Linked DNA regions of Mus musculus: all the other regions are linked to region 6. A link is a loop called in an ENCODE intact Hi-C map of the cell type or tissue named here. Cell type or tissue: heart. All regions are shown on one strand.

The links. Hi-C counts contacts between places; a loop is a spot of excess contacts. Peaks named below come from ENCODE experiments on the same cell type or tissue, not always from the same donor. Only the 100,000 strongest peaks of a DNase experiment are listed, where the experiment ranks them.
Region 1: a loop joins it to region 6, with 2.3 times the contacts of the local background. A loop is called at or near these places in 4 of 42 quality-filtered maps.
Region 2: a loop joins it to region 6, with 8 times the contacts of the local background. A loop is called at or near these places in 5 of 42 quality-filtered maps.
Region 3: it touches region 6 in a loop (11-fold over the local background); 14 of 42 quality-filtered maps call a loop at or near these places.
Region 4: it touches region 6 in a loop (7-fold over the local background); 3 of 42 quality-filtered maps call a loop at or near these places.
Region 5: it touches region 6 in a loop (2.3-fold over the local background); 4 of 42 quality-filtered maps call a loop at or near these places.
Region 7: it touches region 6 in a loop (9-fold over the local background); 3 of 42 quality-filtered maps call a loop at or near these places.

Annotation. Positions count from the first base shown.
Region 1 is chr17:10,194,757-10,198,756 of GRCm38, reverse strand. No RefSeq gene overlaps it. Among named protein-coding and RNA genes, the nearest start is that of Gm34972, 51 kb to the right of the region's middle. In heart, a CTCF peak has its summit at 2,455 (motif pointing left); no DNase peak of the experiment used is centred here.
Region 2 is chr17:10,036,481-10,040,480 of GRCm38, reverse strand. No RefSeq gene overlaps it. Among named protein-coding and RNA genes, the nearest start is that of Gm34972, 110 kb to the left of the region's middle. In heart, a CTCF peak has its summit at 1,703; a DNase peak (open chromatin) is centred at 2,290; H3K27ac peaks cover 1,007 bases.
Region 3 is chr17:10,315,774-10,319,773 of GRCm38, reverse strand. It overlaps Qk (quaking), which reads left to right and starts at 413. Exons shown (of 8, transcript NM_001159517.1): 1 at 413-1,042. The coding sequence starts at 901. It overlaps Gm46608, which reads left to right. Exons shown (of 1, transcript XM_017317774.2): 1 at 1-123. The coding sequence ends at 55. In heart, a CTCF peak has its summit at 2,408; DNase peaks (open chromatin) are centred at 453, 1,013 and 1,323; H3K4me3 peaks cover 4,000 bases; H3K27ac peaks cover 4,000 bases.
Region 4 is chr17:10,365,315-10,369,314 of GRCm38, reverse strand. No RefSeq gene overlaps it. Among named protein-coding and RNA genes, the nearest start is that of Gm39565, 4.2 kb to the left of the region's middle. In heart, no CTCF peak of the experiment used is centred here; a DNase peak (open chromatin) is centred at 2,044; H3K27ac peaks cover 3,307 bases.
Region 5 is chr17:10,200,444-10,204,443 of GRCm38, reverse strand. No RefSeq gene overlaps it. Among named protein-coding and RNA genes, the nearest start is that of Gm34972, 56 kb to the right of the region's middle. In heart, no CTCF peak of the experiment used is centred here; no DNase peak of the experiment used is centred here.
Region 6 is chr17:10,092,175-10,096,174 of GRCm38, reverse strand. No RefSeq gene overlaps it. Among named protein-coding and RNA genes, the nearest start is that of Gm34972, 52 kb to the left of the region's middle. In heart, no CTCF peak of the experiment used is centred here; DNase peaks (open chromatin) are centred at 134, 1,954 and 2,514.
Region 7 is chr17:9,947,231-9,951,230 of GRCm38, reverse strand. No RefSeq gene overlaps it. Among named protein-coding and RNA genes, the nearest start is that of Gm34799, 42 kb to the right of the region's middle. In heart, no CTCF peak of the experiment used is centred here; no DNase peak of the experiment used is centred here.

The sequences.
Region 1 (4,000 bases), 100 kb before region 6:
CTTCAGTAACATCTGAAAGTTGTTTGTAAAACCTAATGGAACCCAAGTAAAACACAATAAGCAGATGATAGTGAAGGAGCCTCAGATCTTCACAGCATGTTTTCTGGATCCCTAGAGATAAAAGACCTCACTATCTTTTTGTCCATAAGAACATATTCTTGGCTTACCAGGGAACTGATAGGTATGCTCCTTTCTATGGTCAGTTTTGTATGCAAACTGAAAGAGACTCCCTCCTTGGGAATACACACAGTGATTGAGGGGGGCTTGCTGAGTTAGCCTTCCCATTGTTTTGAGCAAACATGGAGAATGAATAGTCACATCTGCTATTCATTTGCTATTGTAGTACACAAGTTGCGTCATTGTTTCCACAATAGAATAGACCAAGATGCAGAGCTTAGAAGCTAGCTTGAGTCTTTGAAAGCACCATGCACTTGGTTCAGGGGATGATAATGCACGGAGCAGGATAACACCTATGACCGAACTGTTGTGTTGCTTGGCCAGGAGTCTAGCCCCTTTGAGCATCTCTAAAAAACCACAAACACTCCTTGGAGTGTTGCATAAGGCTTTTGAAGAATTCAGAGAATCACGTTGAAGGGAAGCTAGGAGATTGAAACTAGGGCTGGAGTCCTGGGAAGGCAAAAACCGAGAGAATGAGTAGATTGAATCTTCCTAGCTGGGTGGCTGGAGAAGATGAAAAAGGAGGTGAAGTGGCTGGTGTGAGATATTTTACTTATCATCTCTTACATTCCTGAATTGTCCGTAGTATACTTGCACAGTTAGACAAATGTTGGAAGTGTGTATTTCTCTGAGTAGGTTAGGAAACTTGCAAGAATAGAGCCTTGCAGTTCATTATAGAAGGCCTCCTGGGCTCTGAATAGAAATGATTAGAAGGACTGGAGATTTCTCAATGGTTATGAGTGCTCACTGCTTAGCCCAAGAGTGCCCAAGTTTAGCACCTGAGTCAGGTGGCTCACAGCTAGCTGCCTGTGACTCCAGCTCCAGGGGACCTGACACCATCTTCTGAATGCCCTAGGCACCTGCACTCATATATACACCAACAAAAATAAAACTAAAATATGGGAGGGATAGAGACATGGCTCAAAGGTTCAGTCTTTACTGCTTTTCTGGAGGACTCAGAGTCAGTTCTCAGCACCTACATCGAGATGGCTCACTCACAAATGCCCATAACTCCAGTTCCAAGGGATCTGACACTGGGGTATAAAAGGCATCTGCCAAATGCACAGAAACCCATCCTCACATACATAAATAAAAATTGTAAACCTTTAAGTATTGTTAAGTGACATGACCTCCTTCAGTCTTGGTCATGCCATAAACTTCAAGAACAGATGGACCCAGCTTGATTCTGAAGCCACCCAGGAACCTCAAACAGGCAAACACTCCAAAACCAAATGTACGTTCTTTGGCTAGGTCTGAAAATGAAAGAGGAGCTGAAAGGAGTGATTAAAGAAATTGCTTCCAGCCAACAGATGAAAGTGTTTTAACAAACGGGCCAGCAGAAAGCCCTCTAGCCTGAGCTCTAGAGATGAGCTTTAGAGCCGGTAAGGACAATACAAGGCTTGGTGTTTTCTTGTTTTATTCTCTCTGACTCTGACCCTCCTACTTCCCTCCTATTAAGACCCTGGTAATGATATTAAGCCCATTAGATGCTGTCAAATAATCTCTCAATGCAAAACACCTGAAGGAATCCTAGCTGCAAAGTCTATTTAGTCCTGTAAGGTAGCAGGCAGGAGTCTAGGGTTAGGGTGTGGGCACTGCTGAAAGGAGAAATTTTTAAGAGAACTATGGGAGACAGGGAAAGTGGCAGCATATTGAGTCAAATGGTAAGCTGGTTATCTTCTCACAATGCACAGGAAGCAGCGTTACTAAGGACCCATTCTGCATCTGCACTGGTTTTCTTACACTTTGAATCTCAGTCACCTTAATATGAACAGAAAGTGGTAAGTATGTGGATGGGGATCCATGTCCCTGCGAGTCCTCAAAAGTGCTGCCTCCACAGGGCAGCGCCTGGGACCTGCTCTTGCAGCTGAGCCTTGGAATCTTCCCTTCTGAACTGATTCACAGGATCTCTGATCTCTAAGCCTGACTTCTGCCTATTGTCAGTTAAAGGAAAGAATCGTGTTCAATGCAGAAGTCCTTTAGAGATGAAACAGACAGCTTAGCACAACAAACAATACCAAGAAGAGTCCTTGGAGAGGCAGGCTCTGCAGTTGGACTTGGGATCTATTTGTATGTTCTTTTCTTGAGATTCAAACTTTTGGAAACCAGGAGCCAGATTAGAGTATGAGGTACTTTTCTTTTTCCCTTTTTCTTTTTCTTTTTTTAATTTATAAACACTTTTAAGAATGGCACATTTTTGGGCTGGAGAGATGGCTCAGAGGTTAAGAGCACTGTGTTCTTCCAGAGATCCTGAGTTCAATTCCCAGCAACCACATGGCAACTCACAACCATCTGTAATGAGGTCTGGTGCCCTCTCCTGGCTTGCAGACATAAATGCAGTCAGGATACTGTATACATAATAAATCAATCAAAGGGAGGGAGGGAGGGAGAGAGAGAGAGAGAGAGAGAGAGAGAGAGAGAGAGAGAGAGAGAGAGAGAAAAGAATGGCACATTTTCTTTCTTCTCACACCTGAGGAGAAAGTATTTTCATTGAGGCCTCTTGAGGAGTGGACCCCTGCATGGGCATGCAAGATACCCTACAACCCCAGATTCCCAGATGCCTCCAGGCTAATCCTCCACAGGGATTAGTGCTTCCAAAGTGTTTGATGCTACTACAGTGAGTGCTCAGTGCTTCCCACTGGTGCGCAATGCTCCTACCGTGCTTCATGTTCCCATAGCGCTTAGTGTTCTCAAGGTGCTCAGGCCATCGATAAAGTTGATTGATACTCAATTGTCTTCCAGGAAGTTACTTTGTTGCTTGTTGGGTCAAGCCTCCCAAGTATTGCTCAGAGGTCAGTAGCCTGACGCTATCCTAGGTATGTGCAAATGCCCGGTCTGGTTGGATTTGAGCTGTCATCATTTCTTTTAACTTGTTTCTTTTAATCTATTCAGGTCACGGTGGTGGTTTAGGTCAGAATTCCTGAGGAGCCTCAGGAACAACCTGGCCTGTCCATTGTGTGCAGAATGAGGCTGAGGTGCAGGTTCTGCTGCTGTAAGGGACAGGGCTCTGCTAGCCCAACTCTCATCCCCTGTGTAAGCACAGAGCTACACATTGAACATGGTACAACCCATATCTGTGCCCTTCCTGGGGTTGGCCCATGACACCAGACACGTGTCTTCATCCACACATCTATTTTCATTCCTAGTTATAAATCAAGTTTTCTGTATGGTTTCCTTTGATTTCCATGGGCATTGAGTGTTTGATGAACTCAAGTCTCCAAATCCCTGTCTAGCGTGTCTCATCCTTCAGAGAGCTAAGTAGTCCCTTCACGTGTGTGCGTACATGAGGACTATAGCACACATCCACTTTGCCATTTTCATCCCATTACAGATACTATGATCGTCATATCTAAATGGTGAAAATATCCCCAACTTTCCAGTAAGTTTTATTACAAGAATATCACAACACAACCCTCAAGTACCCACTGAAGTGATACAACTTATCAGACTTCAGGTGACCGGAATGTTCTCTTGTTGAAAAAACAAATAACAAAGGGATGGATCAAAATTAAGGAATACTTTTAGATATACAAAGTTTCCAGTTAACAAGAAAGTATGGAATGGAGGTGAACCACGGGGGCTCCTGGAGACAAGGCAATCTGGTGGCTGTGGACAAAAAATTTTACACCCCGGGAAATGGGCTGTCATAACTCTCCCTTATGTTTATTTAAGGCTGTTTTTGAAGAGTGTATAGATGGTACATCCACACATTTCCTACACATCTTTATATCATCCTAACAAAGAAGACCACAGAAGTCAGGCCTGGTAGCATAGGCCTGGATACCAACTGATTGGAGGCTGAGATAGGAAGAGTCAAGTTTGA
Region 2 (4,000 bases), 56 kb after region 6:
ACCGTAACCCCAAGACTGGCTAGACAGCTGGCTCCTCCTGCCCCCAGAGATTCCAACTGAACTGCTTAGGACAAAGGGCCTTCAAGGGAATTTTTGTAGTTATTTAATTCTGTGGGGAAAACAATCTTTGGTTTTGCTATGTAATCTTTTTCCTTTTATAGGATGACAGCCAAGTTAATCTAACTATGAGATTTTAAAATTTATTAATTTTAAGGTTTTTGGAATGATTTTAAAAAGTAAGTTTGATAAAGAGTAAAGATTTTTAAAACAGTAATCACCTTTTGTGACTTAAGATTTAATCTAGCTTTTTTCAGGGCTCAACAGTGGGCTCCAAGCTCTGCCCGTTTGTACTTGACACCTGGTAGATCTTCCTCTGTTACATCTTTCCTTGCTGTTTTCATGAGAAACCCTGAGCTCTTCCTCTGACATCTTAGTTCTTAAGAGTTGGCATAAGCACAGACCGAACTTTTGATGTGTCTCCAACACTCACTGTTTAGAAAGCCCCGGAGTTCAGTCCTTTAACATCCTTTAAGATATCCCTCAGCTCAGAAATCTGTGGGAACCAATACTTCGTGTTTGTCAGTTGTCTGTTACTGTAACAAGGACCAGTGATAATCAACTTACAAAGAGAAAAGGTTTTTCTTCTTCTTTTGGGCTTTCCCTTAGGATGTTCTAGTCATGACCAGTGGGTTCTTGTGGCTTTACTACTGCAGTGGCTCATCCTGGTGGGAGCCCATGACAGAGCAAAGCTGTTTACCTCATGGCTAGGGCTTGAACTGGAGAAAAGCAAGAGACCAGAGTTCTCTAATCTCTGTCAAGAGAGCACACACTCCTAGGGTGGTTGGTATTGGTTGTCATATTACCTGTGGTGGGAAATATTCCACGTGCTGGGTGATGTGTTTATAAAAAGATAAAGAGGTAGGGGGATATGTTCTATGGAGGTGTGGTGAGGTATGAGGGAAGGGGATGTCTCAGGGGACCTATGTAGAGGCATCCCCCCACCCCCCAGGACCAGCCACAAGACAGTATAGTATAGAATAGAGTTTATTTAGAGCATGGTGAAGGAGGGGGAGTTAGGAGGGTAGTAGAGGCAGAGAAAGGCAGAGAGAGAGAGGGAGGGGGGAGGAGAGAGAGAGAGAGAGAAGAAAGAAAAGTAGAGAGAGAAGAGAAGTAGAGGCCAGCCATGGCCACGAGCACATGGAGAGAGGGGGAAGGGAAGGGAATGGGGAAGGGAAGAGCAAGAGCAGGAGAGAAGCAAGTGATCAAGAGAGCAAGAGGGGGAGAAGGGGTCAAGCAACTTCTTTTAGAGTGGGTCAGGCCTGCCTGTTGTTACCAGGTAACTGTGGGGTGGAGTTTGAATAGAATGCTAACACTGGGGACTTGGACTGGATGGAAAAGAACAGTGAGTTGAGCAGCACTTGTCTCCCTCTGCCTTCTTACTCTGTAAGCACTGTATATAGTTCCCCTAAGCTCTTGCTGACATTGCTTCCTGCCACAAGACTGTATCTTCTAGAACCGTAACCCCAAACCAACCCTTTCTCCCTTAAATTGCTTTTGCTGGAGATCACACCTATACTACGTGGGCCTTTGGGAGTCATTTCAGACCCAGAGCATAGCAACATCCATACAACGCCACTGTTTCTTCCGAGTTATGAATGTTTCATTAAAGGAGCTTGGTCATTCTGGGATTAGTGCTTAGCTCCCTCTGTCCCTCACATGTGGCAAATGCTGCCAGGATTGAATCTCACAGGAGAGGATGTTGTTTGTTTGCGTGTTTGTCTTATTTTAAATTGTTTTGGGCAATGGAAGTTCTGTAGCATTCCCACACTTGACCTCTCTGCAGTGTCTCAGTAGGCAAAGCACTGGGCTGGTCCTGAATTTAAGAGGGTCTGTGAAGTGTCTTCTGAAGTTTCCTCATTTTCTTCTTACTCTGAACTCAATAAACAATTATTTCTGCCATCCTTTCTATCATTTGTCTCCCTCTGAGCTCCATTGAGGCTCAAGGCTGGCCAGACATTATGGAGGTAGTTTCTCTGGGTGATCGCCTGCAGACTATCAGTCTTTCCCTGGGAGGGTCTGCATTCTCTTTACAATCTAAACAACCAAACCGGACTGAAATCTCAGTACTGTTTCTGGCCTATAAACAGCATGCTATCTTTGGTTCACTTCCTGACACCTCCCCGGGCTGTTTGGGTTTTTACAAACATCCTCATGGCTCAGGAAGGGTGGGCTGAATTGTTTAGGAGTTCAAGGAGTTCCGAAGTCTTTCCCTTCAGTCGGTCAGGCTGGATTTTAAATGAGTCAGGCCAGGACGAATGGGCACTCCTAGGGGAGGAGAATGAGAAACCGGGCAACAGCAGAGACGACAATCCTGCCTTCAAGTCCTGTCCAGGGAGCGTCGGTGAAAGCGATTGAGGTTTATTTCTAGCAGGTGTGTTCACAGGCAGCTGTTCAAGGGACTAACATGGGCCAGCTCAGGACAACCTGGGGCCCATTTTGCCTTGCCATGTCTTGTCCAGAAAAGCACAGCTGCAAAGATACTTTACCAGACAGCAGTAGTCACACACGGACTCAAGAATCCGGACAGAGACAAAAGCACATGCATAATCCTCTCAGAGAAGTACAGACCCACCTCTTCCCTCCATTCGTCTTTTCCTTCCCTGTTTAAATGGAAGGGCAAAGAATAAAGCCTCAATGGGCTGTCTTTCTGTTCTTCATCCCTGTGATAATAGCCACTGTGATACTCCGAACAACAAAAAAGGAGCACAGGGCTGAGGCACTGGGCCAAAAGGTCAAAACAGAGTCCCTGATTTGTCCCTGAGAAAAATATGTGACTTTGGGGAGAAATTTTGGAGCAACTGCAGATCCATGTGTGTGCAGTTGGAAACATGTACTACATGGAAACACCCACCTTGAGGCCCACTGGACAAGTGCAGTTCCCACCCGTAGTTGGTTTCGGGAATGCCCAGGTTTCAGCTTTGATGCTCTCTACACTGATAGTAAATTTCCAAACCTAAAATAGATTGTAAACTCACACATTTGCACATATCCACTTCTCTGCCTCATTAATGCATCTGAGTGCTAATGAAATGTTAGCACACGGTGATGTAGACTGAATAGACTTTATTCCCAGGAGTTCACAGTGCTGGGTCGTTAACATGCCTGAGTCCCAGAGCTCTGAAAGGCAGCTTTGAAAATGGTCTAGAATGGTGATGTACTGGCCAAGCTGTGTTTGCTTGCTCTCTTCTGGGTTCTCAAGCTTCTAGAATTGGTTCCACTGTGCATCAGTTTTCATTCTGGTCCAGTAATTTTTATGGCTCACATCGAAACTTCAGCTGAATCTTTGTTTATCAACCACTTCAACTCTTTTTTTTTTTAAAAAAAGATTTATTTATTTAATGTATGTATGAGTATACTGTAGTTGTCTTCAGACACACCAGAAGAGGGCATTGGGTCCCATTATAAATGGTTGTAAGTCACCATGTGGTTGCTGGGAATTGAACTCATGGCCTCTGGAAGAGCAGTCTTAACCAGCCCCACTTCAACTCTTGAGTATAACATCTTTAAAGGAAGATGCTGGGTAACTAGTGTCCAGCAATCTTCCAAGGCACACAGGATGTTCTTGGCCTATGTGAGTGAAATGTACTCTGCTTTTTCTCCTCCCTTGGAGAGCAATGGTTCTTCCACACAACCAAGAGCTTTATAATAGCTGAACTCGAGAGGCAGATGCAGGCAGAACTCCATGAGTTTAAGTCCAGCCAGGACTACATAGTGAGACCTATGCCTCAAAAGAAAAAAAAAAGCCAAGTAGTATAAGTATTTGCTATTGGGCTTTAACACTGGGTCCTTACTAATAACTGGATGAGAATTCTCTCTTATCTCTCTGTTATTTTTTCCTTTAATTCTTTTCCAGGAGATGGTCTTTGTAAAATAGGAATGATGCTTCCTGCATATTGCTCACAAGATAGAACCTATGGAGATTGGGTTGACAACCATCATC
Region 3 (4,000 bases), 220 kb before region 6:
GTCTGGACACGTGACGCCCACCCGAGAGTCCCCAGTGAAGCAACAGGACGTTTAAAAAAAAAAAATTTTTTTTTTTTTGAGGGGGTAGCGAGGAAGGTGGACGAAGAGGTTTAAGAAAAAAAAAAAAAACCCAAACTATAGTAACGCGCGCGGACGCGAGGCCCGGGCGGCGGCGAGCGCAGCGCGTCGCGGAGAGTCCCGCCGGGATTCCTCTCAGCCGCCGCACCCGACCGCGCCCGCCGCCTCAGCAACAGCGCGCCGACGAGCCAGCGCCGCCGCCCGCGTCCCCCTCAGCCGCGACCCCGGCCCCGCGCGGGCGGCCACCGGCGCGCGTCCTCCCCGCCGCGGCCCGGCCCTGCGCCGGCCGTCCCGCCCGAGCGGCCAGGGGCGGCGGCGCCGCCTGAACTGAGGCGAACTCCGCCGCCAAGTGAGTGAGGAGGAGGAGAGCCGCGGAGGAAGAGGAGGAGCGCAGTCGGAGCGCGGCGGCGGCGGCGGCGGCGGTAACGCGGAGCGCCGCGGCGGACAGCACCGCAGACTCGCGAGCTCCGGCGCAGGCGGCGCGACCGGCCGACGAGCGGCCCCCCGGCTCCTCGCGGCGCAGCGGCCCCGCGCCGCGCTCGGCCCGAGACCCGCCTCTGCCGCCGGCCTCGCGAGGGGAGCCGCGCCGGGCGGCCGAGGAGCGGCGGCCGCGGCGCGTCGGGCCGGGCGAAAGTGCCTGCGGGGGGCGGGCGGGCGCGCGGAGCCGGCCGCCCCGGGGCTCGGCGCGGGAGCCGGAGCGGGAGCCGGCGCGGAGCGGGACGCCGCGTCCCGAGCGGCCGGCGGCCGGAGCTCGCCCCCGCCCCTCCCTCCTCTCCTCCGGCGGCGGCGGCGGCGGGCGGAGTGAGCTGCGGAGCCTGGAATATGGTCGGGGAAATGGAAACGAAGGAGAAGCCGAAGCCCACCCCAGATTATTTGATGCAGCTGATGAACGACAAGAAGCTCATGAGCAGCCTGCCCAACTTCTGCGGGATCTTCAACCACCTCGAGCGGCTGCTGGACGAAGGTGAGGCGCCCGGCCCCGGCGCGGCGGCCCGGGATGGCGGGGCGGCGGGAAGGTCAGGCGGGCGGGCGGGCGGGCGCACAAAGGCGGCGCGGGCGGCTCGCGGCCCGGCCGGGGCCGGGCCAGGCCCGAGGGCGGACCCGGGAGCGCGCGGGGCTGCGGGGCTGCGGCCGGCTCCCGACGGCGCGGCGGCTAGGCTCCCCGCCATCCCGGCCATCTCGGCCGGCCCGGCGGGGCCACGCGATTCCCCGAGCTCCGCCTCGCCTGGCCCGCGGAGCCCCGGCTTAGCGGGCTCTTTTCGGTAGAGTTGCGTGGCCCGCAGTACCCGATCGGACCCCGAGATGTCCAGGAATCACGTAGGGTACCGAAGAAAAGTAGTGCTTATGTGGCCGAAGGCGAGGACGAAATGACAGAGTAGAACACTTTTTGTCCTTTTGTTTGGGGAAGCGAGAACTGTTTGGGAGTTTAACTTCACTTTTTTTTTTTTCTTTAGTCTGTGGTGGTGGTGGTGGGGGAGGAGTACGAAATACCGCGAGGACAGACCTGAACGGAATCCGAGTTTGGAAGAACTGGGGCGGAGGGTTCGCTCCCGGCGTAGCCGCCTGCGTTTGCAGGGCGGGGAGCTGGAAGTTTGAAAGGACGGGGATAAAATAGAGCAGAAGTTTGCACAAGCCGAGTTAGGAGCGCTGTGGGGAGCGAAGACTGACTGGAGATTAATGCTGGTCAGCTCTGGAATTCCTTTAGGAACTACTCATAGCAGCGACCTGGAGTGTTAGTTCCCAGTAGCTGTAGGTTTCTGTGGACGCCCGGGGCGGGGTTGGGGGGTGGGATAGGACCAACAAGTCTGTTTTAAATCGAGTAGCGAGTAGTTTCTGTCTTCTCTTTTAAAGTCTCTGAGTGGACTGTTTAAAGGAAGCGGAAAACTATGTTGTACAGATGAACATGGATTTTAGGATCTTGAGAAGAATGTCGAAAAATTTTAGAGATAGCTGGGGATATCTGCTGGCATGTCAGGGAAGAACAAAAGACTCCCGAGCTAAAAGATGATTAAAGAGTCATCCTCAGAGCTTCCGTTGGATGGGGAGCTTTGGGCAGTATTTAAAACAGAAAACATTCAGCTATTACACATGAACATGCAACAGCAACACATCGAAAGAGGCATTTTTTATTGTTGGGTTGGTATATTTGTTAGTGTTAAATTGCCCTGGAGAAAAAACTTGAACTGCCCCTTTAAGGGTTTTTGCCTTTCCTATTTGTGTTGGCATTTGAAAAATTGTGGAGGCAGAAAACTTTCTGGAATGTCCAAAAAAAAAAAAAGAAAGCTGGAGCTCTTAAATTGAGTATTTCCAAAAGTGAGCGCTAAGGGGCGCCAGTTATTTTTTTTTAACCTTGGAAATGTTTGGAACAAAATAGTATGCTTAATAATCTGACCTATATTAGGTGCAGTTGAAACTTAAATTTTTAGATGACTTCATTTGTCACTATTCACAAATGTGATTAGGGCGGAAACACCTCATACATTGATATTTCTTCCTTGGCATTGGTTTTTATGATATTAGTAGCATATTTATGAGGAAAAATTTAGTTTTTAAAAGTTCAATCAAGAGGGAATTTCTTACACAACAAACTAGACAGCATATACAATGAACTAAAAAGCATTCTTAAAATGCTTCGTATACCTAAGTGACTTAGTGGACTTATAAAAAGTTTGGATATGTTATAAGGAAAACTAGTAGGCGTTTCTTAGATTAATTGTAAAGGCTGTTCAAGTGTTCTCTTTCAGCTTGATCAGAAATAACTGCCTTATTTTGAGGTTGGCATAAGTCTTTCAACTAGAGGAATTTCAATCTTTGCACAGGCTTATTTCTCTTGGTTAGAAATAGTGACCCTTTGGGTTTCAAATGTAGAAGACAGCTAGTTCAGGATTACAATATTCAAAGTAATGTTTGGTGTCTCCTTGTCATGTTTTCTCCATCTTCACCTTAGTCTGTTTGTTCTTGGGTGTCTGAGCATTAGGCTAGAGTAAAGATAGCTCGGATTTAATAGGAGACAGGAGATTGACTGGGGATTGTGATTGTTTTCATCACTTGCAGGAAATGGGCTGGTCCTTAGTGTGCTATAAGCTTTTAACTGTACTTGTTAGTCTTACTGTAAATTTAATTTGACTTGAAAATTCTGGCTTTTTAAGTGCACCATCATAATTTTCTTGGTAGATGACTTAATTGTGAAAATTGGCAACTTGTCCTTAACCCCTTGTGCCCTCTCATTGTCTAAAACAAATTAATTATGACTTCTGTTTATGGTTAGGGATTACATTTTCCTTTGACTGTAATACTTGGCAGAAAAATTACTTTTAAATTCAGATAAAACTAAGTTTCACTTTAGGGATTAAACTGTTCAGTGATAGTAAGATACTCTACTCTCTGATAATTAGAAACTTTGAATGGGACTATTTAGCAGTTTTATTTTAAAAATTCTTTTCCAGCAGTGAACTTTTAATATAGTTTCTGTTTGAGAATTTTCATTTGATTTAACAAATTTGGGAATGAAATATGTTAGTTTTCTACTTGTTAAAACTTGAATGATAGAAGAGAAATCGTATATTAATTCTTGCTGGCTTAAAGAAAGTAGTCCATAGTTTTAACTTAGGTAGTAGTAACTCAGTCCTTGTGTTGGCTGTTAGTTCTGCTTGGTGAGTTGTGTCAGTCTTTCTTTCCTAGCATCTTTAGCAGGATAGTTTTGTTTTAAAGCTAACAATATATTTTAGGCCAGGGCAATTCTTAAATAAAAGCTATAACTTGAGTTAATACTTCTAAGACTTAAAGGATCATTTAATTAGAGGTGAGCAGAAGATTACAAATAAAATGTGGGTCTTAAACTGCTTTCTCTTAAGATTTTAACTTTATCCCTGGGATAAAGTTACACACAAATTATCTTAAAGACTTTTCTTTGTAATGAAAA
Region 4 (4,000 bases), 270 kb before region 6:
CTTCAGCTCCTCTTTATGAAGCTATAGTGACTGCTCCTTTTTGTGTCAATGTCAAACACCATGGAATGACCATTAGAATACTCAGAAGGAAACAGAAATTGTTAGGAGGGAATATGTTCAATGGTGATATTGGAGTCAGAGATGGTACCGCAATCTGAATAGGGCCTTTGTATATTGAAGCGAAATTGAAGTCAGGAGCGTGGGTATATACCTGCAATCCCCAAACACATCAGACTGATGAAGGAGGATCCAAATCATGAAGTCACCTAGACTACAAAACAATACTCTGTTTCCAAAGAGGCTGCGTGTGTTTATGTGTGTGTGTGTGTGTGTGTGTGTGTGTGTTTAGGGACAACAAGAATAAGCAGAGTTTGGGAAGGGCAGTGACAAGCTGATCATCAAGAAAGAAAGGGTAAGTGATAGAGGGCCCAGTGGATAGAAGCTGTGCAAGCACCAGGTCTTGAAGTCAACGCGACCTTCAGGATCCATGTAAAAAGCCAGGCATGCTTGTAACCTGTGTGCTCCATATGTATACCTGGTCCACAGAAGTCAGAAAAAGACATCAGAGGCTAGCCAGCATGCAGAGCAGAGACAGGTGGGGCCTGGAACTCACTAAGCCAGCCAGCAGAGCAGAAATGGATGCTGCAGGCACAGTGAGAGACCCTGGCTCAAGGCAAGAAGAAGACAGAGAATGTTAAGGGGAGACGTCTGTTGTTCCGCTTTGACCTCTGCATGCATGCGCACACAGGTGTGCACATACTCTCCACCAGCACCACACGCATAGATCGCATACAGAGAGAAAGAAAGACGGGTAAGGAATGCCTGCCCGTGGCCAGTGCCTCAGCCCGGAGAGAAGAGCAGCCCTTTGAAGTGTGGGTGGGGTTTGCAGAGCTGCTCTGGAAATGTCAAAGCTTTTCTGACAGCATTATAGAAGCTCACAGATCAAGAGGACAGTGAGTATATTATATTTTCTATTTCCCCAGCAAAGCTGAGGTGGGGGCGGGGGCGGGGGCAGGGTATCCTGCAGTTCAGATTGACTGGGAGAACACACCTTCACCCGTGAGTCGTACCTGTTAATGAAGCACTGAGCAGGAGCCTCAGAATTCCTGCCAAGCCAAAGATGGGCCCCAGGGACACCTTAAAGTACCAATATTTACAATAACTACCTATGAAGCCAGGTTTGGTCCTCAAAACTTGTAACTCCAGTTCTCGGAGATCTGATGCTCTTTTCGGGATTCTGTGGGCACCAAGCATAGACATGATGCACATATACACATACAGGCAAAACACTCACATATGTTAAAATAGATAAGTAAACTAATCGTAAAGAAAAAGCAATATCCAACAAACGCTCACCAGGCACCACCAACATTCTTGTGAAGGCTGCCCTCACCAATCGAAAAGGAACGTGTTTTTCATTTGATATGCATTATCCCCAAACACCACTTTGCCAAGCTACACGTAAATAAAATGTAAAAATAAAGACGCAGAATCCAAACCACAAAGCCTATAGTCTAAAAAAGTGCAGAAAACCAGAATCCAAAAACAGAAGAAACTTATTCTTCAAAACATCACAAACTCTAAGCATTTGCCAAAACAGCGGGAGTTATGTGGTGTCCTCAGTGGAAGTTGGTTCGAAGGCCCCTTGATGGCATGTGTCATGTGCCATGTGCCAAGTGTTGGTATCCAAGAGGAGGAGAAAGAAGTCGGAAAGGCCGTCTAGCAAGAAGCAACCTGAGGGGCAGTAGCTAACCTCAGGTGACAGGGCAGATCTGGAGAGTGGGCTGGCAGAGTTAGGTAAACTTCCATTTGTCTATCAAGCAGAACACCCTGCTAGGTAGATCCCAACTTCACTGAGAAGTCTGGGTTATGCTTGAAGGGAATTCAGCAAGTTGGAGGCTTCCAGGAAACCATTACCGTGCTAGGGGAAATTCTGTGGGCGTAGGGTGGGAAGAAAGGCGGGGGTGGGGGGGTGGGGTCTGCAGAAGCTCTGGGGATTGGAGTCACCCACTGTGTGGAGGGGAAATAGAAACTGACAACAGGAAGCAATGGCCCCCGCAGGTCAGAGCCTGGCTGGATATTGTAGAGAGGGAGGAAATTCAAAAATAACCCAGTAGTCTTTAGTTTCAGCAACTGGGACATAGGGATTCACCTGGTGATTGGGACACAGGAAAAGATAACATTACAAAGCAGACATTGTGTGGACCTTGGCTATAGATATATTTAGCTGTACAAAGTTGTGGATTTCGCAGTAGTGGATTTCCTCCAAAAATAATAGGAAGTCAATGGCTAGACATGGTCTGGGTAAGTAGAAGAAAATATAAAATGTTCCACAGTAGCAAAGACATGGGTGCTGAAGAGAAGGCTTCAGAACACAGTCCCAGGCCAGACTGGGCCATCTGACCCACGAGAATGAAGGTCTTCAGAAAAATGGCTGAATGAAGGCTGGAAGGATGGCTGTCTAGCATGCCCAAAGCCCTGGCTCAACCCCCAGCCCCCAGCACTGCACAAACTGGGTGTGGTGGGACACACCTGGCAGATGGAGCAGGCAGATCAGAGTCTCAAGGTCATCTTGGCCACTTAGCAAGTTTGAGGCTAGACTAGGTTACCTGAGACCCTGCCTACTATTGCGTTGATACCAACTGCCAAGCTGTCGGGACAATGTCACAGGAATTTCTTTCTTATCCCAGCGAACATTTCAGTCATTCACACTCTTTCTTATCTCTTAATAATTTTTCAGGGAATAATCCGAGATAAACAGAAATGGTTGCAAAAATCCTCTAGATTTTGTCACATCCCGTGAATCCTCCCCCCCCCCCCCTGCTCTGTGACAGCTTCCCTGTGTGCCCTTGTTTCTAATGACCTTGGCAATTCCAGGATGTCTTTTGTAAATGTTCCTCGGTTTTATTTCGTTTTGTTTCTCTTACCTTCTCTCTAGTGAATAGACTACAGCCAATGGGTGTGTCACCTTGCCTCAAAGGCACAGCCCACCTGAGATTTACTGCTGATAATGTTTGCCTTGATTACTGGCTGAGGGAGGGTGTACCGGGAGTCCCCCCCCCCCCAAAACTCTTTGTTCTTAGGGAGAAAGGCAGTAGGTCCACTGACCTCAGGGAATGAGGGTGGCAAAGTCTTGCTCTGTGTGTTGGGTGGAGGTCAACTATATAAATAAAAGGAGGGTTTTTCATTGAAGAGTCCCCATCCCCACCCAGTCTTTTCTTGACCACTCATTTAAACATTCAATCATTTATTCTGTTGCTACACACACATGCATATTCATGTTACACCTTGGGCTTACAAAACGGTAGGACTTTACTTCGTTTTCTTTGCTTACTCTTACACAGCTCTGGCCCGGGGCTGGGGCTGGGGCTGGGGCTGGGGCTGGGGCTGGGGCTGGGGCTGGGGCTGGGGCTGGGGCTGGGGCTGGGGCTGGGGCTGGGGCTGGGGCTGGGGCTGGGGGTGCATTCTAAGTTGGCGGATGAGTTCTTTTGACAAGCTCTACTTCTTAAGCTAAATCTAAGTACTCCCCTTTCTTCTTGCCGCAAGATGCTTCAAGTTTCCCTTGATCCAGTTCTAGAGAGCCATTTAACTAAAGTGCTGTGGAGAACGGGATTTAGAATCTAACCTGTGGAGCTAGGATGGATGTGGTTCTTCTGGGGTGTTGCTTCTCCGTTCTCATTGGACAGAGCTGGGAGATGCATGCACATGCATGCTCCTTTTATGCAGGGCTGCTTGGTTTAGCTCAGGCTGCTCTCGTCCCTGAACCAGTCGCCCCCAACCCCTCCCCGAACTTACAGCTTCCTGGTCCCACCAAGAAAAAGCTGTCTCTCAGCAGCCTCCGTTGTTTTTTCGGATTAGTGCAGCCCCAATACATGTATACAGCTACTTAAGGTTGGCAACCTGTAACCCCACTGAACACTGTTATCTGTGCCTTTGACATGATTATTAATGTGCTAGCTTTGTGCGTAATAAAATGTTGAGGGAGAATACTGAGATGCAA
Region 5 (4,000 bases), 110 kb before region 6:
AAAATTAACTAAATTGTGAGTTGTCTTTATTTTAAAGAGGCCTGACAAAAGTGTGTGTATAGCTGGTGCTCAATGCTGAATCAAACTGGTCAAACTGAAGCACAATACACTCCTTATTGTTTCTGCTGCACTAATTGCCAGGGGTGGGAGAGGAGGAGCAGCAACTAATCCATGGTAGGCAGATGTGGGCAGGAGGTGCTGTATGTAGTGAGTGGGCAAAGAGGAGCTCAACATTACTTGAAGTTTGCTATCCCCTGGAGAGATACTGGCCAGCACTGGGACAGTCTCAGAACCAGGGTAAAATTAATTTATATCTCTTTAAAGGTTCTATTATTACAAAGTTTTGAGCCAAATATATCTATATAACCTATGTTATATTGGTATGTATAAAATTTTGACTTGTAGAAGTTGTATATATAGGGATATACATATATATGTATGTGTGCATGTATATATATGGATATATATATAGATATAGATATTCCTGAATCATACACGAATGGGAAACTGCAAATGACTGTACACAACATACAATAAAAAACTGGACAAGTGCATGTGCTGCATCTTCTCAAGCCAACAATAAGATGGCAGTGTAGCTGCCCCAGGCACAGAGAAATGAATACTAAAGTACAGAGCGGAGTTAAGTGTCTACTCCTCCTTTAAGCACTGCATAGAAAATTACAGAACCTCACGATCAAGACTTGTAGTAATTAACAGATCACTGTTTATAAGAAGGAAATCGGTGAACTTTTGTTGTGTTCCCCAGCTGATCTGAGCATCCAAAACATTACCATGCTAATCTTTAAGAAACATTCATATGGCTTTTAGGTAGTTTTCTAAATGTAAGAATTCTTGGGAAAGGAGTGAGGATGTATCTCAGTTGGTGAAGTTACTAGCTTAGAGTGCACTCCTGGCACCATTAAATTAAAAAAGAACCAAATCTTGGCCTTATCTACTTTGTGAAAAGGACTGATGTTATAGGTACACCATTAAAGTTTCCTTTTGACATCTAAATTTTACAGCTCTTTATCCTTTAAGATAACCAGTTTTTCTTGTTATATTTGGAAGTTCCTTTGTCTTCTAACTGCTTACTGGAAGGGGATATCCTTTTCATATACCTCCAAAGGTACATATACTGGTACCCCTGTACTTTTGATGGCTTAGCTCACATTAAAAGTCTGATTAGATTTTTCACCAAATCTTCTCTTCAAAGATCACATTCTCATAGTAGTCATAATCTGAAAATAGATTTTTTTTCCTTGTCCTCAAAGATATCTCTTTAAGCCCACCACTACTAGAATTACACCTAGGGCACTAAGAATCGCACATATGAATTATTGCATAGTGTGCAAGGTCTAGGAATATGATTTCTATCTTCAGGCACTACCTTCGATACCCTGCCTTCTCAAAAAAGGTGGCCACTAGAAGGTGACTCATCAGGTAAAATGCTTTCCCTGCAACCCTTACAGCCTAGATTTGATCTCTGTGACCCATAGAAGGAGGAAAGAACCAGAGCTGTGTTCAGCATGTGAGCCATGGCATGTGAAGCTCATACATACCACAAACAATAAAAGACTTTTTAAATCACTGTCATTCATAGAGTTTGTATTTCTTACAGTGAAGACGAGCTGAGTGGCAATTGGGATTTCTGTAATTACTGCTTTTCTATACATTAGTCTTGTTACAAAAGTGGGTGGATGGATGGACAGACAGGCTGTATGATTTCATCAAAGTGTATCACCTGTTGGGGTGGAAATGTTATTGCTCTTTGTTTTCTTTATGCCCTTCTTACGTATTGTTTATTTAATTGGATACTGATTAAAACATTACAGTGTGAACCAAATGAGGAAAATGTTCACAAGTAACTTTTCTTGCAGGACTGAGTTAATCCTAAAATGTTCAGAATCACTCATTTAACTTCAGTCTTGAGTGGATTTTATTAAGGAATGCAGTGCCTTGGCTATACTTGAAACATGTTTGAAATGCAACTTTTGTACTGTAAAATTCTAAGTAATGCAGCCTTTAAAACTGAAACAGGTTATTGTAAGTATAAGTTGGTTTGAACATATTTCAAGCGATGTCCAAAAATTAAGGATTTCCTGTGGAAAATGTAAAACTTGAAATTACTGGGTGAAGTGTAACATGAAAGATCTGAAGCTAAGATTTAAATTGACCTCTTAGGCTGACAGATAACTCAGAAGGGGAAGGCACTCATCACCAAGCCTGAAACCCAGATGGTAGAAGAAAACTGATTCCCCAAAGCTGTCCTTTGATCTCAACAGATGTGTGGGGGGACACATGCACACACACAAACACACTCGATATCTCAGAAAGAAAACTAGAGCAGCAAGTCAAACATAATGTCTCTCTGAATTAGTAGCTTGTAGGTTTTGGTAAGAAAATATATCTAGAAGTAGTCTGCGATCAGTAAGATTTAGTTGTTTCAAGTGAGATACTTCCACTTTGCTTGCTCGTTCTGTTTATAAAAGAAGCAGTGTTGCATGGAGGAAAAGGGAACTTTTTTTTCTTTAACTTTTCTCTAAATGGGCACAGAATTCTCTGAATTTCCAGTGGCATAGCTTTACTAATCAGGATTCTGCACATCACCTTAAGAAGAGCTGTTTGTTTATATTGAAGCTTTCATCTGGAAATACAGCCCAGCCTGTGCATTTTCAAAGTTCTCCTGTGGAGTGACTTTCTCCACACAAGTGAGGTTACAACTGAAACAAATGGAGCCCCAGTCTAAACCTATGGCTCAGGTGACCCAACATTTATAGAAACAAATAAGGCACACTAATACTTCATTCACTAAAGATTGTGAAAAATCACAACTGGTTTGAGGTGATAAACTTAATGCTCAGAAGTTTACTATTGAATGTGTGACTGACTGTGTGTGTCTTCAAATGTCTTTGAGTTCCAAGAGAGTCCCACTTTTTTTTTTAAAGATTTATTTATTATTATATCTAAGTACACTGTAGCTGTCTTCAGACACACAAGAAGGGCTTCAGATCTCTTTACGGATAGTTGCGAGCCACCATGTGGTTGCTGGGATTTGAACTCAGGACCTTCGGAAGAGCAGTCAGTACTCTTAACTGCTGAGCCATCTCTCCAGCGGCCCCACCACCACCACCACCACTGTTTTTGTAGCAACCAAAATTATTTGGTTCTGACTTAGTTTCTATGAGAAGCCATTAGGAAGTATAGATGGAACTCCAAAAGTAATCAAATGACTTGACTGTAATCTAAGCATGGAATAGCCTCAGCTGGAAGTGAGATGCCAGACTGCAGCTGCAAGGGTGACTAAGTTGCTTTCAAGACCGCTCTTCTTGTCCATTAGGGAACATGAAAAATGGGAACTTCCAGAGGGGTTTTAGACAATTCATATGGTGTATGATTTGTATAACCCTATATTCCCTGTGTGAGACTTGGCTTTCTCTTTTGGACTTAGGAAAAGAGAAGTTCCACATTTGTTTTCCATTTGAAGTTTGAGCCCTTTCATCTGGCTGTCCATTTTCTATCCTACTTAGAACTTTTTGATAATGTAGGTATTGTTTTAAAGGTTAGTTCAATACCCTTTTACCCCTATGCTTTTAAAGAATTGGGGATTTGTAGGATGGCTGTCAAATGATAGGGTAACCAAGAACTGAGAGCAGCCAACAGTACTCTTGATAGAGCAGCTTAAGGAAGGAAAGGTTTATTGTGGCTCCTGGTTTCAGGATCAAGTCCAGCGTGGTTGGTTGGGAAACTGGCAGCAGGACCATGATTCAGGTGATCACTGTCCACATTCAGTCTGGAAACAGGAATGAAAGCTGGTGCTCGGCTCTTTCTCCTTTTAGTTCAGTCCAAGACCCCAGCTCTCAAGATGGCGCTGCATGCACTTAGGGTAGGCCTTCTCACTTAGCCTAATACAGAAAATTCCTCAGACATACATATGCCCAGAGGTTTGTCCCTGAGGTGATCTAGCTCCTGTCAGAGTTTACCCCGTTCCATGCGTCACAGC
Region 6 (4,000 bases):
CAGACACCCTTTGGCTCCCCACACTGCCCTAGGCCTCCAGGACACACCGGGAAGACCAGCAGCTTGGAAAACTGCCTCCTTTGAAATGTTTAGCTAAACAGGAACCTGAAAAGAAAGCTGGACTGTTAGTAACATCCGGCCTTGCTCTGTCTTTTGTGTCTGGCTTCTCCCCAGCCCACACCCTTCACTAGAAGCCAACATCATCTCCTTCCTGTAGGAGCGGAAGCCAGGGCTGTGCTCTAAGTGATGGACAAGAGAAGGCAGTGCTCCCCCCAACTCCCCCTTTTCAGTGTATTTGGATTTGACTATCTCTGGCCTGGGAGGGGATTCAGGGAGACGGCAGAATGAGAATGTACTCAGCTTGAAAAGACGATGTTCTTTGTCTTTCCATCTCGTGGTATCCCTTGGGTGGGTCTGAGCAGCCTGGGTCAGAACACAGAGTTCAGGACCACTAGTTCTCCTTGCTGGTCTCTAGTGCCCAACCCTGCTGAAATAGAAGAGCAGCCTGGAATGTTCTCAACCATCCCATGATGCTCAGGGGTTAAGGTCATCACCCTGAAAAATCTCTTCTAGTCTTCAAGCAAACATTAGAACTGTGGAGGAGGCTCCTAACAGGCTGTGGGGATTTAGTTGCATTTCAGGTGATGGTCTGAAATATTGGTTTTTGGCCTTCCTCTTTTAATAATAAATTAAGCCTCGTTTTGAGACAAATTAGCTATAAGAGTACTTCTCCTTTCAAGCTGTTACTGTGAATCCCACAGAATGTTCATATGCTATTATATCACGTGAAACAAATTTCATGGTGGTGCTCATAGTAGAGTGTGCATCAAAGTAGCATCAGTTTTTTGTTTGTTTGTTTCTTTGAATATGATCATGGCTCTAAAAATCATAGTACCTTAACATTTAGGTTTTCTGCATCTGGAAAGACAGTGCTGCATTGTGGTGATCTAAGTCTAACATGTATCTGGGTCAACTGAAATGAACAGATGACACAGGGCTGCCCTTCAGCTCTGTTGTCCCAGGCTTTATCCATCAGTCTTCACGTTTGACCTTGTATAATTCACAAGCATGTGCTTATGGTCTTTATGGAGGAGCACTGGAACTAGGAAACTTCTGGAGTAGGGGTAAGGGTCTCAGAGAAACCCTGGTTTTTCTACAGCTGAGAACCTTCTTTCTGGTTTTTGCTTCCTTTCTCTTCAGCTCTTCTTGGATTTCCTGTTATAGTTCCTACTTTCATAAAGGCCTTATTTTTGATGATGATAATGACAGAGATGAAATAATCTTCAATAAGTTCAAGAAAGGTGCTACCATCTCCACAATGCAATGTATTCCTAAGACCTAAGAAGCCCATGTGTAGCTGGAACCCATCCTAACAGCAATACAGAAAGAGTTAATTTATTCTTTGCACTGCATTTCATGCATCACACTGTGGGACTTGTCAGTGTTGTCATTTCTTTCAGATGCCAAGAGCTGACTTCTTATGAATGAAGGCTCTCAGGGATCAGTGGTATCAGGTGATTATGTGCGCACCCCTGGTCTGTGAGATACCGGACAGGGATAGAACATCTCTGAGAGAGGTCCAAGATGAGAGTGGACCAATGAGCAGGAAATGAGGCAGAGTTGGTTGTTGTTTTTAAAGGGACAGTGTGCGGAGAAGAAATCCTTTCCTGCTTTCCATGTTGTAACTATTGGCAGGATATAGAATGCCCTGTCTTTCTTAGTGTTGCTTAACTCAAGTGCAAAGACCTCAGAGTCTGCTGAACAGTTGTTAGTGCTTTCCCTGTCCATGAGAGTGATATCACCGTGTTTGGGTTGAAGTTTGTAGGCAGTTAGAACTCTTTGTCCCCTCTCCCAGGCTTTGAGGAAATGCTGTGTTTTGAGCATAGATGAGGAAGACAGATGCTTTTCCCATCTCCACCCACTCAGTGACTTTGCCAAGTGACTAGGGATGGAACCTAGTTCACCGCTGAATAGCTAGCTGCTGCCAGGGCAAGGCCAGGGACTCGGCATGGTCAGCTCTGTGCTACTAAATAGTGGGCTCATCTTTTATCAATTAACTATCAAGCCAGATGTGGGAAGGAAGGAAAAGACAGGCGTGGGAGAGATCCAGTGGCCTGTTCAACTTTGACTTTCAGGCCAAACAGGGTTTGCAAGGGAGGGGAGAAAAATATTGCAAATTGACTGAGCATGCTGATATTTGCTAAATTTAGAGGCATTTATGTTCACCAGTTCTGAAGCAGTTTTGAAGCAAATCCAACTCATTTTCTGGCAGGAAATAATACTTATGGGAGAGATTTTTTGGGGGGGAGGGGAGGACTAAGTTGTGGAGATATTTCAAAACTTCTTGGCCACCACCCTTTATTATAATATCACACGAGTGTAAATGGAAGGAATTAAATGGTGAGAACACTAGAAAGGTGGAGTTTCTGCTGACTGACAGGAACACAGCTGTTTGATGCTCACCCCGGCCTCCTTGGCAACGGGGCTGACCCGCAGCTGAAGCTTCATTTCCTCTTTCGGTTGTGCTCAAATATAGCCTCTTGAAGGCTGTCATCAAAGCCAAGGGCTCTGGCTGCTGTGTGGAGCTGGCCTCATTTCCCCAAGAAAACTGGAAACGGGGAAAGTGTCGACTCAGCACTAAATCCACCTGGAGATGGGTTGGAGAGATGCTTGCTGCTATTTGGGATGGGTGTTAGGAAGCAGTCAAGTGTGTCTAGCCTTGGCTAAAGATTCAGTGTAGTTAGAGTCAGTTTACTTCAGCTCCAGTCAGTCCCTCCTCGAGCTTACACTGTGCCCTGATTTTTTGTAGGGGAAAGAAAACACCCTCCATGCCCGACACCTGCTAAAAGCCTTCCTTCTGTGGAGTCATTGTGATCATCAGAGGCTTACAGAGATGGAGCAGTTGGATGCAGAGGAGGGTTGAAGCCATACTTTCTCTGCCTTCTTATTTCAGGAGGGCACATGGCCTGGAGGGTTCACCACTTGATCTCTTCTTTGCAGGGTGTACAGATAATTGGTATTCAGAACTGGGTTTCTTACAGATAAGATTTGAAAGCTTTATTTTCCCTGATAAGCTCTGCCATAGACTGCTTTGTCTCAGCCCTGTGGCATCACGCTAAAATGTGAAGAGGAGGATGCATTTTCTAAGGGCTGTACCGAGTGAGCCAGCAGACATGTGACAGGATTATACCTCCAATTGCACATTTTTAAGCCCTTTGAGACAGAATCTCCTATTCATCAGTTGGCTGTGAAACTTAAGGTCTTTCTACCTCAGCCTCCCAAGTGCTAGGATTATAGGTGTGGGCCATGATCATATCATAGTGTAAAATATGGTACAACTTTTAAGTTTTGCAATTTAAAAAAAAATTAATGACTTAGAAATCCAAGTTCTCCTTAAAATTCCAAAGTTTCTTAAGTGTGTGCTCTTATAAAGTAAAAAAAAAAAAAAAGACATCATATGGTTTCTTATTGTAAGAGGGAGAAACCAGGACATAAAATCAGATTAAAAAAAAAATCTAACATTGTAAACTCAGTGTCCAGTGTCTGGGACTCATTAAGGATCTTCTGGGCTCCAACCGGGTTGAACAGCCCTACCTCTCTAGTTCTGCCATATGTAGCACACACATGACTTCTCTCGTGGGCTCAGACCATCTTCACTCAATACCTGCTGCTGCCTTTAGAAGATGTTCCATGGACCTGGCATCTCCAATATCCTGGAGTTTCTACTGTACTGCACTATCACCAGCCTCCTGACCTTTCTTTAAAGACCCTGACTCAAGCACATTGGACCAAGCTTCAGCTTCTCTCCATGACACCTTCAATTCTTTAGCTTTCATGGCACCAAAACCAGCATCACATTTTAGAGATTTTATATGTTACTAAGTTTTGCTTCCAGCTTTAAATACAGCCTTAGCCACCTCTGGACCACATTTTCAGTACAATGACTCTGAAGCAATATGTTTCAGAAGATTTCACATCAATGATGCTTATCTTTTATGAA
Region 7 (4,000 bases), 140 kb after region 6:
ACACCCTGATAACACCAAGCTCCTGCTTCCCTGTGTAGCTGCCAAAAGAAAATTTTCTACTGTCCTACCCCTCCCACTGATAAGTACTTGTACTTCCCCTTTTGCTTGTGCATTTAAGCCTTGAGCCTTGCTGAATACAGTTGGGAGCTTGATGCCACTCAGAATGTTTCTGTGTCGTTCTTGCACTTGGTCCTCGTCTCTCTCTATCCCTCCATTTGGTTATTAGGAGAAGGTCCCCTCGAGACCCTCGAATAACTGGACCTGCTGGACAGGTCACTGTCTAATGTTTGGCTATTGTCTCTGCATCTGTTTCAATCAGCTGCTGGGTGGAGTTCAGAGGACAGTTATGCTAGGCTCCTGTCTGCAAGCATAGCAGGATCTTAAGTCAGGCTGGTCATTGGTCAGCTATGGCTTTCTGTGGTGGTGTCTCTCTTAGTCACTGTTGTATTGCTATGTAGAGACACCATGACCACAGCAACTCTTCTAAAGGAAAACATTTAATGGGCTTGCTTACACTTTCAGAGGTTTAGTCCGTTGTCATCTTGGCAGGAAGCCTGGGGACAGACAGGCAGACATGGTGCTAAAGAAGCAGCTGAGAATTCTACATCTGGATTTGCAAGCAGCAGGAAGAAAGAGACACTGGGGCCATCTTGGTTTTGAAATTTCAAAGCCCACTCCAGTGACACACTTCCTCCAGCAATGCTACACCTTCTCTAACAAGGCCACACCTCTTAATCTTTTCAAATAATCCTACTTCCTGGTGACTAAGCATTCAAATCTATGAGCTTATGGGAGCCATTCAATTCAAACCACCATTATATCTGCTTTCTTTAGAAATAAGCTTCTTTGATGAGAGGTGTTGAGTTCACATATGTGTGGTCATAAAAGTTTAGAAGGTAGTAGGGAATTATGTTCATCTAACAAACTGGCCCGTAACTTCACAAGGCCTTGAAGGTTGGTTAGGTTTCTCTTACTAGGTATGCTTTCTTGTCTGCTGAGTCAAATTAGATAGCTGTTGGTTACCACCAACTTGTGCCTGCCACTTACTGCTCCTTTATGGAAGTCTGGCCATGCTGGTAAGTATCGTTCATCGGTGTTGCAGCTGGGTGGAAATAATTATAATCACTTCTCCTTTGTAACTTGCATAATATTTTCTGGTACCATGGAAAGTAGACCACAAAGAGGAGGCTTTCAAGTCAGATTCAACTCCAATCATCCAAGTCCTGTGTCCTACCTGTGGTATCTTGAGCAACAGGGACTGGCCTCCAGCCTCTGAGAGGCAAACAAAGGCAATGGGAACAGCTTAGTCTGTTTTGTGAATTACTTTGATTATCTGACCAGTGTCTTGAATGGAGGTTTTTCATGCCTGTAATAGGGCTTTTAATAGTCTTTGTTTCTTGTGGGAACATGGTTAGCCCAAGGGATTCAACTTCCTTTCATACACACACACACACACACACACACACACACACACACACACACACTACTGAGTGTGTATAATTTTAGGTGAGTATAAACTACTTCCTTGAGGCTTTATCAAACAACCTTGTGTTGCCTGTTAGACACTGACAATGTGTGTTACAATCCCCTGTACTTTTGTGGTCTCCTCACCATCTCTTTACATCCAACTGGCCTCCACACTAGTCCCCTCCACACTAGTATCTGCTCACCCCAGCCCTATGAAGCAGCTTGTATTTATGAAATACATGCATGGAAGGAAATTCCCAGGTCAGTACACAGTGTTCTTCCACTCAACCAAGGCTTATTAAATACCCAGGAAGTATCATACATTGTTCTAAGACCAAGGCATGTAACCACAAACAAGACAATTTCTAAGCTCTCGTGGTATGTGTGGACAGATAATAGAACCCAGATAAACAACTTCCTTTGCTATTATCAATATTAAGTTAAAATTCCTGAATACTGGTATGATTTATTCCCAATTACTTCCCCAGCCTTTCTCGTCAGGTCAGCTCAGCTCTGAACACAGAAAGACATACTCTTAGTCCCTCTGAAACCCTCTGATGTCACAGCCCTGGGCAGTTGCATAATGTGCATTTGACACTGTCTTGGCTCCACCCCTTACCAGACTGACACCCTGGTGACTTCTCAGTGTCCTTGTCCACACAGCTTAGATGGCCTGTCACCCGGGAAGCCCCAAGTCCATTGTCCTAGTTAGCTTTCTATTGCTGCTATAGAATACCCTGACAGAGGCAACTTTAAGGGAAAATGCAGGAAAGTCAGGGGAGCAGCATCCTGGAGTTCTTGGTCACGTGGTGTCAATCAGAAGCAGAGAGGAATGAACGTACGAGCATCCGCTTGCTCTGTTTGCCTTCTGCATACTTATCACAAGGCCTGGCTCACATTTCCAAGTTTCCAAACATCTTTCTTCTTGATAGACCTGATATTTTACCCAGATAGATAAATAAGCTAACTCTACAGTGAGTTCTAGTCACAGTCCTACCCAGAAGGATGAATTCATTCTAAACCAGGTCTGGGGTGCTGGCAAAATGGATGCTTCAGCAGTTAAGACTACTACTGTGCCGAGAAGCCTTGTTGGGCTCCCAGCACCCACACTGAGTGGCTCATAACCATCTGTAACTCCAGCTTCAGGAGATCTAATGCCCTCTTCTGGTCTCCACGGACACCTGTACTCACGTGAGTATACCTTCACACACAGACGCACATACTCACATATAGATTAAAATAACTTAGTTTTAACAATCTTTTCCTATTTAGTTTTTATTCATAATCATAAACTTAACTCTGCAATCCAGCTAGACTTCGAGGGGACTGAGGAAATTTTGGAACCCAAAGAACTTCAGTGAGAGCAGTGGTTGCAGGGCATTGTGAGCAGATGGGGGTGGAGATGGTCACCCAAGCTGCAGAAGGAATGGACTGGTAGGTACCATGCCTACAAGTCTAAGGAGTTAGAGTTGTCCACAGTCAGAGATGGTGACCTTTCTGCTGGTCTGGCCACTGCTGGACACAAACTGCTCGTGGCTTCTACAATGCTCATGTCTTCTCTCACCTTCTCAGTGACCATATGCTTGCCTCCCAGCCACTCAGCCTAGGCAGTGCACATAAACTGAGAACCATTTGGGCTAGGTCCAGCATTTGTCATGGACATTATGCTAGGATCTGTATGCTTCAGGATGGAGTCCTCACCCTCAAATTTCTCCACTTAAATGGACCTGCTGCCGGTGCCGATATGGTGTGCAAAATCAGCACCCTGATGTGTGAGTCTTGGAATGCTTTTGTGAGAGGAGGAATCCTCCTATCCGAATCCTTCCTCCCCAGTGCTCAGAACCAAAGTTCTCTGCTGCGTTTGGAAGTTTGTCTGCAAACAGCTTGAAGAAGACATGGCCCAAAGGCTGTACTCAGCTGTGATGTCAACACAGTGGAGCTGACCTCGGTTGTGTGACAGGGGATAGTGACAGCAGGGGACAGCTGCATCTGCAACGCCATAGAACCAGTTTTTAACTTTAATTTTTTTCTTTAAATCATGGCTAAGGTTGGGATTTCTCTCCTTTGTGGAGCGGCCCCTCAGCTAGGGAGGCGGCTTCACAAGTAGATGGTGTGGTAGAGATGTCCAAGCAGGCTGGGTGACCGAGTTACTGAGCATGCTTATCAGATTCATTCACACTCTCTCCAATCTTTGACTTTTTCTTACTCAGCCATGAAAAAAAAAAAGTCTAGTAAACATCTTTAACACTGAGCCCTTTGCAGTAAGTTCATTTGTTTCAGTACTGGTGTGGTACCAACAGAAATTCAAGTCAGAGGCACCCTTGTTTTGCTTGGTAGTGTTTGTCAATGCATGGAGCCCAGGCTGCCTCCTCCCGGAATGGTGGCTTGCTGTGGGCTGACCATCCCCACAGACAGGCTCTTCCGTGTCTGTGTCTGTGTCTGTGTCTGTGTCTGTGTCTGTGTCTGTGTCTGTGTCTGTGTCTGTGTCTGTGTCTGTGTCTGTGTCTGTCTGTGTCTGTGTCTGTGTCTGTGT